3 separate regions of the Homo sapiens genome follow, and regions 1 and 2 are each linked to region 3. A link is an interaction called in ENCODE POLR2A ChIA-PET data of the cell type or tissue named here. Cell type or tissue: OCI-LY7. All regions are shown on one strand.

The links. ChIA-PET counts read pairs that join two places held together with the same protein. Peaks named below come from ENCODE experiments on the same cell type or tissue, not always from the same donor. Only the 100,000 strongest peaks of a DNase experiment are listed, where the experiment ranks them.
Region 1: POLR2A ChIA-PET joins it to region 3 with 16 read pairs; 1 of 35 experiments calls an interaction of 5 or more read pairs at or near these places.
Region 2: POLR2A ChIA-PET joins it to region 3 with 7 read pairs; 8 of 35 experiments call an interaction of 5 or more read pairs at or near these places.

The regions. Positions count from the first base shown.
Region 1 is chr9:131,201,735-131,205,734 of GRCh38, forward strand. All of the region lies in intron 30 of NUP214 (nucleoporin 214), which reads left to right. Among named protein-coding and RNA genes, the nearest start is that of FAM78A, 73 kb to the right of the region's middle. RefSeq lists an enhancer at 2,474-3,028. In OCI-LY7, CTCF peaks have their summits at 2,273 and 2,488; DNase peaks (open chromatin) are centred at 1,917 and 2,277.
Region 2 is chr9:131,610,928-131,614,927 of GRCh38, forward strand. All of the region lies in intron 12 of RAPGEF1 (Rap guanine nucleotide exchange factor 1), which reads right to left. Among named protein-coding and RNA genes, the nearest start is that of PRRT1B, 67 kb to the left of the region's middle. In OCI-LY7, no CTCF peak of the experiment used is centred here; no DNase peak of the experiment used is centred here.
Region 3 is chr9:131,754,029-131,758,028 of GRCh38, forward strand. No RefSeq gene overlaps it. Among named protein-coding and RNA genes, the nearest start is that of RAPGEF1, 16 kb to the left of the region's middle. RefSeq lists an enhancer at 1,067-1,674. In OCI-LY7, CTCF peaks have their summits at 1,752 (motif pointing right) and 1,953 (motif pointing left); a DNase peak (open chromatin) is centred at 1,723; H3K27ac peaks cover 1,085 bases.

The DNA.
Region 1 (4,000 bases), 550 kb before region 3:
TTCATTCACGTCAACATGTATCAAACCCATTCAGTTTTCTTCACTGTAATGTAGTCAGTTCGTGTTGTATATCTAAATCCAGCAAATATAGCCCTGTGTGGTTCTTAAGCTGTACTCCCTTCAGCTGCCTTGGAGGTGCAGAAGTCTCAGCCTCTGATTAAAGAGGATCACTAGAATTTTGATCCTCCTTCCACAGTCTTCTGAGAAAGTATTTTGAAAGCACATTGCCTGATTCCTTTTTTCTTTAGACACAGGATCTTGCTGTGTTGCCCAGGCTGTAGTACAGTGGCACAATCACAGCTGACTCTAGCCATAAACTCCTGGGCTCAAGCAATCCTCCTGCCTCAGCCTCCCCAGTAGTTTGGATTGTAGGCATGCACCATAACACTCAACTAATTTTTTATTTTTGTAGAGACACAGTCTCGCTATGTTGTCCAGGCTGGTCTCAAACTGCTGGCCTCAAACGATCCTCCACGCCTGACCACATTGCATGATTTCTATCAGTCCCCTGCCTGTTAGGCCAAGGGTTGACAAACTTCAGTCTGTGGGCTAAATACACTGTTTGGCTTTTGGGGGGTTTGTTGTTGTTTAACTTCTTAATCTAAGAATGGTGTTTGTGTGTGTGTGTCTATATGTATACATATATGTGTGTACACACACACACACACATATATATATTTTTGTTTGTTTGTTTGTTTTTGTTTTTGGAGGCAGAGTCTAACTCTGTTGCCCAGGCTGGAGGACAATGGCACAATCTTGGCTCACTGCAACCTCCGCCTCCCAGGCTCAAGTCATCCTCCCACCTCAGTTTCCCAAGTAGCTGGGACTATAGGTTTGTGCCACCACACCCAGCTATTTTTTTTTTTCTTTTTGTGTTTTTGGTTGAGACGGGGTTTTGCCACGTTGCCCAGGCTGGTCTGGTCTCTTAACTCCTGAGCTCAGGGTGATCTGCCCGCCTTGGCCTCTCAAAGTGCTGGGATTACAGGCGTGAGCCACTGTGCCTGGCCAGTTTTTATATTTTTAAGTGGTTGTTTAAAAAGAAAAAAGAGGAAGAAGATTTGGCAACATATATATCCCCTCTGCTACGCTATATGTAGCCCAGAGACTCCTTTTGGTGAACTGAGCTGTTTGATTTTATGTAGCTAGCAGTTATCTATGTGCCAGGCATAATTTTAAGTCTTTTATTTATTTATTTATTTATATTTATTTATTTACTTATTTTTTTTTTTGAGACCGAGTGTCGCTCTTTTGCCCAGGCCGGACTGCAGTGGTGCTATCTCGGCTCACTGCAAGCTCTGCCTCCCAGGTTCACGCCATTCTCCTGCCTCAGCCTCCCGAGTAGCTGGGACTACAGGTGCCCACCACCGCACCCAGCTAATTTTTTGTATTTTTAGTAGAGACGGGGTTTCGCTGTGTTAGCCAGGATGGTCTCGATCTCCTGATCTCGTGATCCGCCCACCTCAGCCTCCCAAAGTGCTGGGATTACAGGCGTGAGCCACTGTACCCAGCCAATTTTAAGTCTTTTATACAAATTAACTCATGTAAGCATCACAGCACCTCCATAAGATAGGTGCGATTATTATCGCCATTTAAGAGATGAGGACACCGAAGGCCCAGAGAGGTTAAATTGACTGTTACATCAGACACCGGCTGCATTTAGATCATTTAGATCATAGTAACCTCCTAAGGAGCCCTTATGAAGAAAGATACCCTAATTTATCAGAAAGGATTGTGACTTTCTGAAGGTAGAATTTGTATTAGTCCGGCAGTTAATAAAGTGGTAGGCATAATATATGTTTCTTATACATCTTCAGGAAGAAATTTTCTTTATCATCTCTGTTTTCCTTTGAAGATAGGCTCTGTCCTAGTCAGTGATCTTTCTTAAGAGAGAAGTGAAACTTCTGATTTCCAGTTTCTGGTAGTAGAGGACTAAGTCATTCAAGGGAACCAAGTTCCCTACTGAAAACTACTAAAAAATGCTAGATAAAACATAAAAACCTTGTCTTTAAAAGCACCAATAAACTAACAAGGTATTTTACCAAGCCAAAAGGAAAATGGGGACCTAGAGAAGTGGAGCCCAGAAGCCAGTTGTGCCCTGACAGCATTTACTAATCTGAGAAAATGTGAATTTTCTATTTAATAACCCCAAAGGTAAAGGGACAAAAATCACCAACTAAGATATGCACAAAGTGGGGAGTCTAAAAGAGACCCTTCAGCTGGGACTCCATGTTGACAGGTCTCAGCCCCTGACTAGACTGATATGGTTCCAGAGTGATGCTGCCTCCAGGTGTCTGGCAGAGGCAGCGCAGGCCCACCCTGAAGGAAAGGAACTTTACTTAGCCTTCGAATTACTCTTACAAGTAATTTCTGTCCCTCAATGAGACACACAAGGAAACCAGGAACTATGAGCAAGAGCCAGAATAAGCGTCAGAAATCACCTTTGCACAGACTACCTAAACTGTAAATCAGCTGGGGCTTACAGAGTTTAGAAGAAATCAAAGACAAACTTGAAAATACCAGTAAGGAATATAAAATCTTAAGAAGTGTCATAGCAAATTTGAAGAAGAACCAAATAGAATTTCTAGGAAAATGTAATGATTAAACTCAGGTGTAAACTCAGTGGCTGTATTTGGAGCAGATTAGACCCACTGAAAGGAGCAGTGGTGCTCTAGAACAGAATGTGGTAGTCAGCGTTTCCAGCTTTGAGGGCTATCGATAGCCTCTGTCAGAAGCACTTAACGCTGCCATTGTAGTGCAGAAGCAGCCGTAGACAATATGTAAACGAATGCGCATGATTGTGTTCAGTAAAGCTTTGTTTACAAAAACAGGCAGTGAGCTGGATTTGGCCCCTGCGCTGTAGTTTGCTGACCTAACTAGAAGGTAGGTTAAGGTGAGTTACCTGGAATGCATCACAGAGAGCGAAATGAAAGATACAAAAGAGAAAAAATCCTGTAGGAGAAAATCCAACACACATTTAATCAGAGTCCCAGAAGGAGAAGAGAGAAAGACAGAACCTTCCAAAACTAATCGATAATAGTAATCCACAGATTCAGAAGCCCAACAAGTGCCAAACGAGAATGCATAAAAGGAAACTGATTCTAAGACCTGTCCTAGTGATACTGAAGAACACCAAAGATGAAATATTAAAAGCAACTAGAGAAAAAAGACAGATTATCTTCTAGGGTGCCATAGGCAGACTGACAGCAGACTTTTCAGCAATGACCATGAAAGCCAGAACTGGCCACCTAGCATTTCTAAATCCAGCAAAAAAATATCTATAAAGAATGAAGAGAAATCAAGACTTTTTTTCAGATAAGCAAATACTGAAATAATTTATGTCTAGCAGACCTGACTCCAGTCTGGGCGACAGAGCAAGACTCCATCTCAAAAAACAAAAGAAATTCTAAGAGATACTGTTTGGAAAGAAGGAAAATTTGACCTCACTAAAATTATGGCCCTCTTAATTTTAGGGTAAAACAAGCCATTAAATAGGAAAATTGTAGCCTATGTAACCAACAGTGTAATTGTATTCAGAATATGTAAAGCTTTCCTATAGTTCAAAAAGAAAGACAGCTATACCCAAATTAAATTAAAAGGCTGACAGTACCAAGTATTGGTGAGGAAGAAGAGCAACTGGGAACTCATATTGCTAGTGAGAGTGTAAATTCATATTAACCACTTTGGAAAACCATTTGGCAGTATCAAAACTAATATACAAAATCCCTCTTGGCCCAGCAAATCTACCCTGAATATGTAACCAACAGAAATGAGTGCCTTTGTTCACCAAAAGATATTGATAAGAATGTTCACAGCAGAATATTCTTAATAGCTAAACACAGGAAACAGCCCAAATGCTTATGAGCTAAAGAATGCATAAATAAATTGTGGTATATTCATACAGCCCAATACTACAGAGAAATAAAATGTACTGCTCCTATAGCTGGCCTAGGTTTGTTTTTTTGTTGTTGTTTTGTTTTTGAGACGGAGCCTTACTCTGTTG
Region 2 (4,000 bases), 140 kb before region 3:
TGTTACTCCATTTGGCAAACTATTAGGGATACCTCTGGCTTTGTCTTCTCTTTCCTTACGGTCCCAATTAACTACTGGTTTACACAGTAGGGTCTACCTTAGGCCCAGGGGCAACTCCTTTTCCTTGATGCCCTTGTGTTAATTTAAAACAATAACTATACCTTACATAATGTCAAAAGATGAGTTCCAAAGCCAAGTGGTAGGTTCTGAGGCCAATGCCACATGCACATGAACTGAGATCTGCCACTGACCGTTTTGTCTTTGATCCTGGTAAGAAGGCAGTCCTGTGGGCCACACTGTGTGAATGACAAGATGGCATTCTTCTCACCAAAGAAAGGCAACATTAGCATTATGTTGGGTCCAAAAAATATCTTCTCCCTTTTCAAATAAACTCCTTAGTGGAGCTTATTTTTAAAAACCACCTGAATATCCTAAGAAAAAAGGATGTAAAAGAACAAAAATGCGTTGCTTGGGAGAAGATGGGTGAATGCAAAAGTTCCTTATTAAGTTCCTTCTCATGTGATGTATTTTTGCAACTGGAATCACAATATCTCCACTGAAAATACTACGTTTTGGCCAATGGCTTCATGGCAAATTAACTCTTGCAAAACCTCCAATACATTCTAGGATGCTCTGTAATTCACTAAGTGTTGATCTGAATAACATCAACCCTTTATAGAAAGATTTAGTACAGACTGAAAAATGATTCAAATTCAGTTCTAGAAGTCTGACAACTATTTTTACTCAGTTTGCATTTCAACAGCCTGACAGGGGCTCTAATTTATACTTATTCTTAGAACTCTATTTAGAGCCTGTAGCTACACTTTGTAACATGTCAGAACATGAAGGAGAAATACACGCCTCTCAACGTCCAGCCTACACACTTTTCTTTTGACCCAGCCTTACGAGATCTCAAAATTTATTTGGCAATTAAGCAGTTCAAAAATGGGCAATTAAGCAGTTCAAAAATGTTAATCTAACGCTGTATTTTTCATGATAGGGTTCTGGATTCCAACCCTGGCTCTAGCTTAACTTGGAACAAATGGCTCAGCTTCTCTCTCCTGGCTTCTCCATCTCTAGAACTGCAGTGAACCATTTGATCACAGAATAGGAAGGAAGGCCCTCGATAGGGAAACAGTAGCCTGACGTGGAAGTAAAGGCGAGAGGCACTGGACGTGGAACTGGCCCTCAGGATGCGTGTCAGTGCACGACCTTTACAAGGAATGGGGATCCTGTGGGTACCAGCCTTCCAAGAAGGTTTGTGTCTATTTCCTATAACTTTATCTTAAAACTTCTCCTCTGTAATTTTCCCCACCACCCTGACTGAACTCCCACATGACAGTTTGCCTGTCATGGATGGAGTCAGAAGTACAACCACGGCCAGGTGCTACAGTGACACTACTGTGCCTGAAGCTGGTCAAGGGGCACCGATCAGCCAAAATGCCAGGCTGTAAACAATAAAGATTCTCAAAGTCTACAACCAGGGGTTGGAAACAGCTGCATCAGAGTGGTTGCTTTTGAAAGCCCCCAATGCGAGGCACTCTCAGCTCTGTTCCTGCTGTCAAGGCTGTGACCAGTCCTGCTGCTGAGATGGGCATACTCCCTACTGCCCACAGTAAGGCAAGGCAGGCTCGCTCCTGGGCTCAGGAGGTAACGCCGTCTCCTCCAGAGCTGGGCCTTTCTCTATAGGTGGCTCTACGTTATCCCGAGGGTCGCAGTGACCTGGAAGGGGCTCTGGTCTGCATGTACCTCCTTCCACAAGACCAGGTCAAGCTGAGTGGGATCTAATCCAGCCTTCACACTTCAGAGCAGCACTGGGTCTTTTAGGAAGAGTGGAAAAGCACAGGGGGAACGCACTGCAGGAGCCAAACTGTGTTTCAAGGGCTCTGCAGACAGGAACTACCTGGGAAACTCTTGAGTCAGACACAGCAGCCAGAGCCTCAGGTCAGTAGGGAAGGAAAATGAGGAAGAAAATGGATTCTTGGCCAGAGCCTGGGACCAATGCATCTGTTACATGGGAGCTAGAGGCTAGGCTGCACCAAAGCTGCCAGTTCACAGCCCATCCCCTCTCCTCAGGGGACATGCAATCCTGAGAAGACGAACCGGAACATGACACAGGAAAGCAGCAGCCTCCCCCACATGGCGACAGATCTGATGCTAATAGCTCCCTTTCCATGAAATGCTGGTTGTGCGTCACGTACTACATGTGTGCTTTTCATCCTTGTAACAACCTTGTGCTCCCACTGCACAGAGGAAAGCGGGGCCCAGGGCACTGGGGCAGGGCGGTGTGCTCAGGTTCATACAGCAAGTAAGGAGAAAACACGGTGGGGGAGAAGACAGGGTTGTGCAGGAAGGAGAAACTCGTATGTTGGGAAGGGATGAAGGGAAGGCAGTGGAGGTGTGCAGGGGACAGGTTCGTGGTAAGGTGGGGAGAAGCAGTGTGAGGGCCTCTGAAGAGCCAGGGAAGCTGGCCCTGGTTCTGCAGGGATGTGGCGACACTATAGTCTAGCTGCAGGGTTGAGAAGCAGGGAGGGCCTCTGACTGCAGAGGCAGGAAGGCCAGTCAGGAGCTGCAGTGCATCCAGGTGAGACATGGGGGTGGGGAGGAAGTGAGTGGCCACGGGCTGGAGAGAAGCGGACCCGCTCAAGGCTAATGCCCTGTGCAGTATCAGCAAGACATGGTGGGATTGGGACAAGAGGGGCAGGACAAGAGTGAATGGGCACTGCCTGCCTGTCTGCTATGTGCCAGGCATGGGGACTAATTTCTGACCTCAGGGAGCCCAGGGTCTGGTGAGGAGAGAAGCCTGCACTCAAACAGCTGGAGATCTGTGGAGACTCAACCTTGGACTTGTAGATTCTGCCTCAAAGGGTATGAACTTGTAGACTCTGCCCCTAAGGGTATGGACTGGTAGATGCTAACCCTAAGGGCACAGACTGGTAGACCACACCCTTGAGGGTATAGACTTGTAGACTACATTGTGCTGCTAAACCCCCAAGAATGGAGGACAGTCCAGGAGTCAACGGTGTGAAATAACCTGAAGCACCTACGTACTACGTGAGCTACGCCAGGCCAAGGAGGAACATGCACCAGTGGGAGGGAGAGGCCTCAAGGGGGCTTCACAACATGGGGACAGCGGCACAGTCCTTTTCCCCAAAGAGGAGCACTCCATGTGGACCGTGCAAAGGGAGGGTCAGACCAGTGTGTGCACCAACACCCCCCCCCAAGGAGGGGCTGCCTTGAGAAACCCCTCTCCCACCCCCGGCTACCGGGTTCTGCCCACAGATGCTCCCTGCTCTCTCTCTCAATGTGATCTAGCTCTGACCAGGACAAAAAGCCAATGAGACAAGATGGCATCAGGGAGGAACAAAGGACAAAGGTCAGGATGGCAGGAACTTATTTTTTCCAACAGGTGCCGAGAGCCCCATGGACTGTCTTCCACTTCCCTCCCATGGGCCATTCCGTTTTCCTCCTCCTCTCCTCCCTTCTTCTCTCCTTCTCTCTCTATCTCTCCCCTTTCCTGTTTGGCCTTTAGGCCCGTCAGTGTGCCCAGGGTTTCTGTGATGGCTCATCCTTGGGGATGGTTTGTGGCCAGGAGGTTGTGGGTAGGGAAGGAGAGAAAGAGTGAGTGAGTGAGAGGCAGATGAATGGGCAGAGTGAAGGAGCCTGCAACAGGTCCCGAGGGGCTGGGCCTGGCATTTCCCAGCGAGGGGACGCCATGGCATGGGGACTGAGCGTCTGCATGAAGCTCAAGCCTTCTGTTGAGAGCACATGTGCTGATGCACAGAAACCTGGGCCCATCTCAGAAAACGACTGTTTTGCCCAGAATGGGATGCCAGCTGCTCTGCAGACCCTTTTAAAAAAATTAAAGTCCTCAAGATGATACACACTTAACTCTCTTAGCCTGAAGTTTTTTTTTTTTTTTTAAACAGATGACAGTTATTACAGGCATTTCAATATAACTTCTACTCACAACTTGGGTCTGCTAGCAGTTTTAATTATC
Region 3 (4,000 bases):
GAACTGGCTTTTGTTTTGTTTTGTTTTGTTTTGTTTAGTTTAGTTTTGTGTTTTTTGAGATGGAGTCTTGCACTGTCGCCCAGCCTGGAGTGCAGCAGTGCGATCTTGGCTCACTGCAACCTCCGCCTCCTGGGTTCAAGTGATTCTCCTGCCTCAGCCTCCCAAGTAGCTGGGATTACAGGCAACGGCCCCTACGCCCGGCTAATTTTTTGTATTTTTAGGAGAGACAGGGTTTCACCATGTTGGCCAGGCTGGTCTCAAACTCCTGACCTCCAGTCATCTACCCACCTCAGCCTCCTGAAGTTCTGGGATTACAGGCGTGAGCCACTGCACCCAGCCTATTTTCTGCTGTTTTATAATAGCCATCCTAATGGATGTGAGGGAAAGCCAACTTCTGAGGACTGGCTTTTGTTTTGTTTTGTTCTTTGAGATGGAGTCTCGCTCTGTCACCCAGGCTGGAGTGCAGTGGCGCGATCTTGGCTCACTGCAACCTCCGCCTCCTGGGTTCAAGTGATTCTCCTGCCTCAGCCTCCCAAGTAGCTGGGATTACAGGCAACGGCCACCACACCTGGCTAATTTTTTGTATTTTTAGTAGAGACGGGGTTTCACCATGTTGGCCAGCCTGGTCTCAAATTCCTGACCTCATGATCCTCCCACCTCGGCCTCCCAAAGTGCTGGGATAACAGGCGTGAGCCACCACACCCGGCCGAGGACTGGCTTTTTACCTCTGCAATGTCTCCTCCCCCCAGAACCCTGGTCCCTTAAATCACACAAATCTCAATGCTGGGAAATCTCAGCTCTGTCTCAACAGCGATTCCTCAGCCTGAGAGCCATCAATGGAAGCCTGGGGCCGTCTGGACTTTTCAGTGTTAAATATGCATTCTCTCCATGCTTGTGAGAGCCTGTTCTAGACGCACCTGGCCGGGGGGCTGCCTGCTGACTCCAGCTCCTGCTTTGTTCCTCCCCCTGCCCCCACCACTGGGAATTCCAGAACAACAAGGCCTCTTGCTCACCTGGATAGCGAGGAGGGGCTGAGAAGACGCCTGGTTGCTGGCTCCGGTTGGCACCCAGCCTTGTTCTTCTCTCTTCTGCCAACTGCTTTTAATTTTATACTCTCTTGTCTTATTTTTATGAGCACTTGTGAGACATGCTTAATTGTTTGTCTTCTCCCAGAACAAGGAGGGTATAAATAAATAAATGAGAAATTCACAAGAGAGTGGGCTGGGCACAGTGGCTCACGCCTGTAATCCCAGCACTTTGGGAGGCCAAGGCGGGAGGATTGCTTGAGCCCAGGAGTTCGAGACCAGCCTGGGCAACATGGTGAAACCCCTTTTCTACTAAAAATACAAAAAACTAGCCAGGTGTTGTGGCGTGCGCCTGTAGTCCCAGCTACTTGGGAAGCTGTGGTGGGAGGATCATCTGAGCCCAGGAAGTCGAGGCTGCAATGAGCCATGATTGTGCCACTGTCCTCCAGCCTGGGAGACAGCAAGACCCTGTCTCAAAAAAAAAAAAAAAAAAGAGTGGTCTGTGGATATAACTAGCAAGGTCTCTTCTACACGCGGACTTAATAAAAAATCGACTCTTCAAAGTCTCCAGGATGTAACCACCACCAGCCTTACAGGTGACTTCACATCCCCTCTTCCTCACCCACCAGCCCCGATGTGGGTGGCATTAGGACCAGCTCTTCCTCCCCAGGGCCCTGCTGCAGTACAGTGAGGTCTTACTGAGTGCTGTGATGTCAGCTTTTGCTGTCACATGGTGGCGCTGTGGAGCCCTGCGTGGCTTTCGGCTCCCCACCTCCTCGCTCCGGCTGCTGTGAATGAACTGCAGGTGCTGTGTGTTTTCTGCTTCTCCCTTCCTCCTGGAGATTCTTTCCTGGGCTTTTTTTCCTGCTCCTATGCCACTGGCACCTTGTGGCCGCCCCCCCCCCCAACCACCCTCACCTTGTCACAGTAATACTTGTTACTGTGTTAGTTCTTTGTTTGTTTTTTAGAGATGGGGTCTTCCTATATTGCCCAGGCTGGACTCGAACTCTGGGGCTCAAGTGATCCTCCTGTCTACAGGTGCATGTCACCACACCTGGCTAATTTTTGTATTTTTTGTAGAGACAAGGTTTCAGCATGTTGCCCAGGCTGGTCTCGAACTCCTGGATTCAAGCCATCCACCCGGGTTGGCCTCCCAAAGTGCTGGGATTACAGGCATGGGCCATCGCACCTGGTGCTTTTTAGTGTTTGTATTGAATAATATTGTTATCGATTTTTTTCGGTTAACAGAAAAAGTTAGAAGGAGAAAGTAAAAACCACTCCGAATCCCACAGTTCTGTGATAACCACTGTTAACATTTTGGCAGAGAGGCTTTCAGACCAGTTTCCCAGAGTACGCTCCCTGGAACACTAGCCCTGAGAAATGCTCCTTAGGGGGAAAACGTGGGGAATCCCTTAGTCAAAAGATCCCGGGAAGAGCCGCATTCTTCTCATTGAGCATCACACATCAGCAAAGTAAAGGCACAGAGTTCAGCTTTGCCCAAATCAGTGAGCCCCTCAGAATCTTCCATGGGAACCCCTGGGATTGCAGCTTGTAAAATGCTATTTTAAGTTCTTTGCTATGAGTGGACCCCATGTATATGCACAAGGCACATTCTTAAAAAAAAAAAAAAAAAGGTTTGGCCAGGCGTGGTGGGCTCACGCCTGTAATCCCAGCACTTTGGGAGCCCGAGGAGGGTGGATCACCTGAGGTCAGGAGTTCGAGACCAGCCTGGCCAACATGGCGAAACCCCATCTCTACTAAAAATACAAAAAACAAAACTAGCCAGGCGTGATGGCACACACCTGTAATCCCAGCTACTTGAGAGGCTGAAGCAGAAGAATTGCTTGAACCCAGGAGGTGGGGGTTCTAGTGAGCCGAGATCGTGCCACTGCACTCCAGCCTAGATGACAGTGCGAGACTCCATCTCAAAAAAAAAAAAAAGTTTTACAAAAATTAGAATATACCAAATAACCCTCTTGTAATATTTTTTCTACTCAATATGTTGGCATTTTTTCATATTAATAAGTATAGCTGTATATCATCAATATAGTTTTAAAATTAATTTTTGATAGTACATGCACATGAATAGAGAACCCAGAAAGAGAGCTCTACGAGTATGCCCAGCTAATTTGTTGACAATGATGCAAAAAGAATGCAATAAAGTGGCTCATGCATGTAATCCCAGCACTCTGGAGGCTGAGGCAGGTGGATCACTTGAGCCCAGGAGAGTTCAAGACCAGCCTGGACAACATGGTGAAATCCTGTCTCTACTAAAAAAAAAAAAAGAAAAGAAAAAAGAAAAGATTAGCCAGGTGTGATGGCATGCATCTGTAGTCCCAGCTCTCGGGACATTGAGGTGGGAAGATCACCTGAGCCCAGGAGGCGGAGGTTGCAGTGAGCTGAGATCTCTCCACTGCACTTCAGCCTGGGTGACAGAGTGAGATCCTGTCTCAAAAAAAAAAAAAAAAAAAAAAAAAAAGAAAAAACAATAAAAAGGAACGAACTATGATCTATTGATACATGAAACAATCTGATGAATCTTCAGAGAATTATACTGAGTGAGAAGAGTCATCCTGTAAAGGTAATATATTGTATTTTTCCATTTATATATAATTCTTGAAATGACACAATTGTAGAAACGGGAAACAGATTAGTGGTTGCCAGCAGCTAAAGAGGGGGCAGGAGTGGGAGAGAAGTGGGGTGGCTAGAAAAGGAAACCAGGGCGGATAGTTGTGATGATCGAATGTTTTGGATCTTGACTGTATCAGTGTCAGTAGCCTGGTTGAGATAGCTTTCTATTGTCTTGCAAGCTGCTATCAATGGGTAAAGGGTACCAGAGATCTCTCTGTATTATTTCTTACAACTGCATGTGAATCTACAATTATCTCAAAGTAAAACTTATTTTAAAAAAATCACAAAAGTATTTAGATGATGAAAAGTACATTTCTTCCCCTCCCTGGGAGCAACCACTGTGC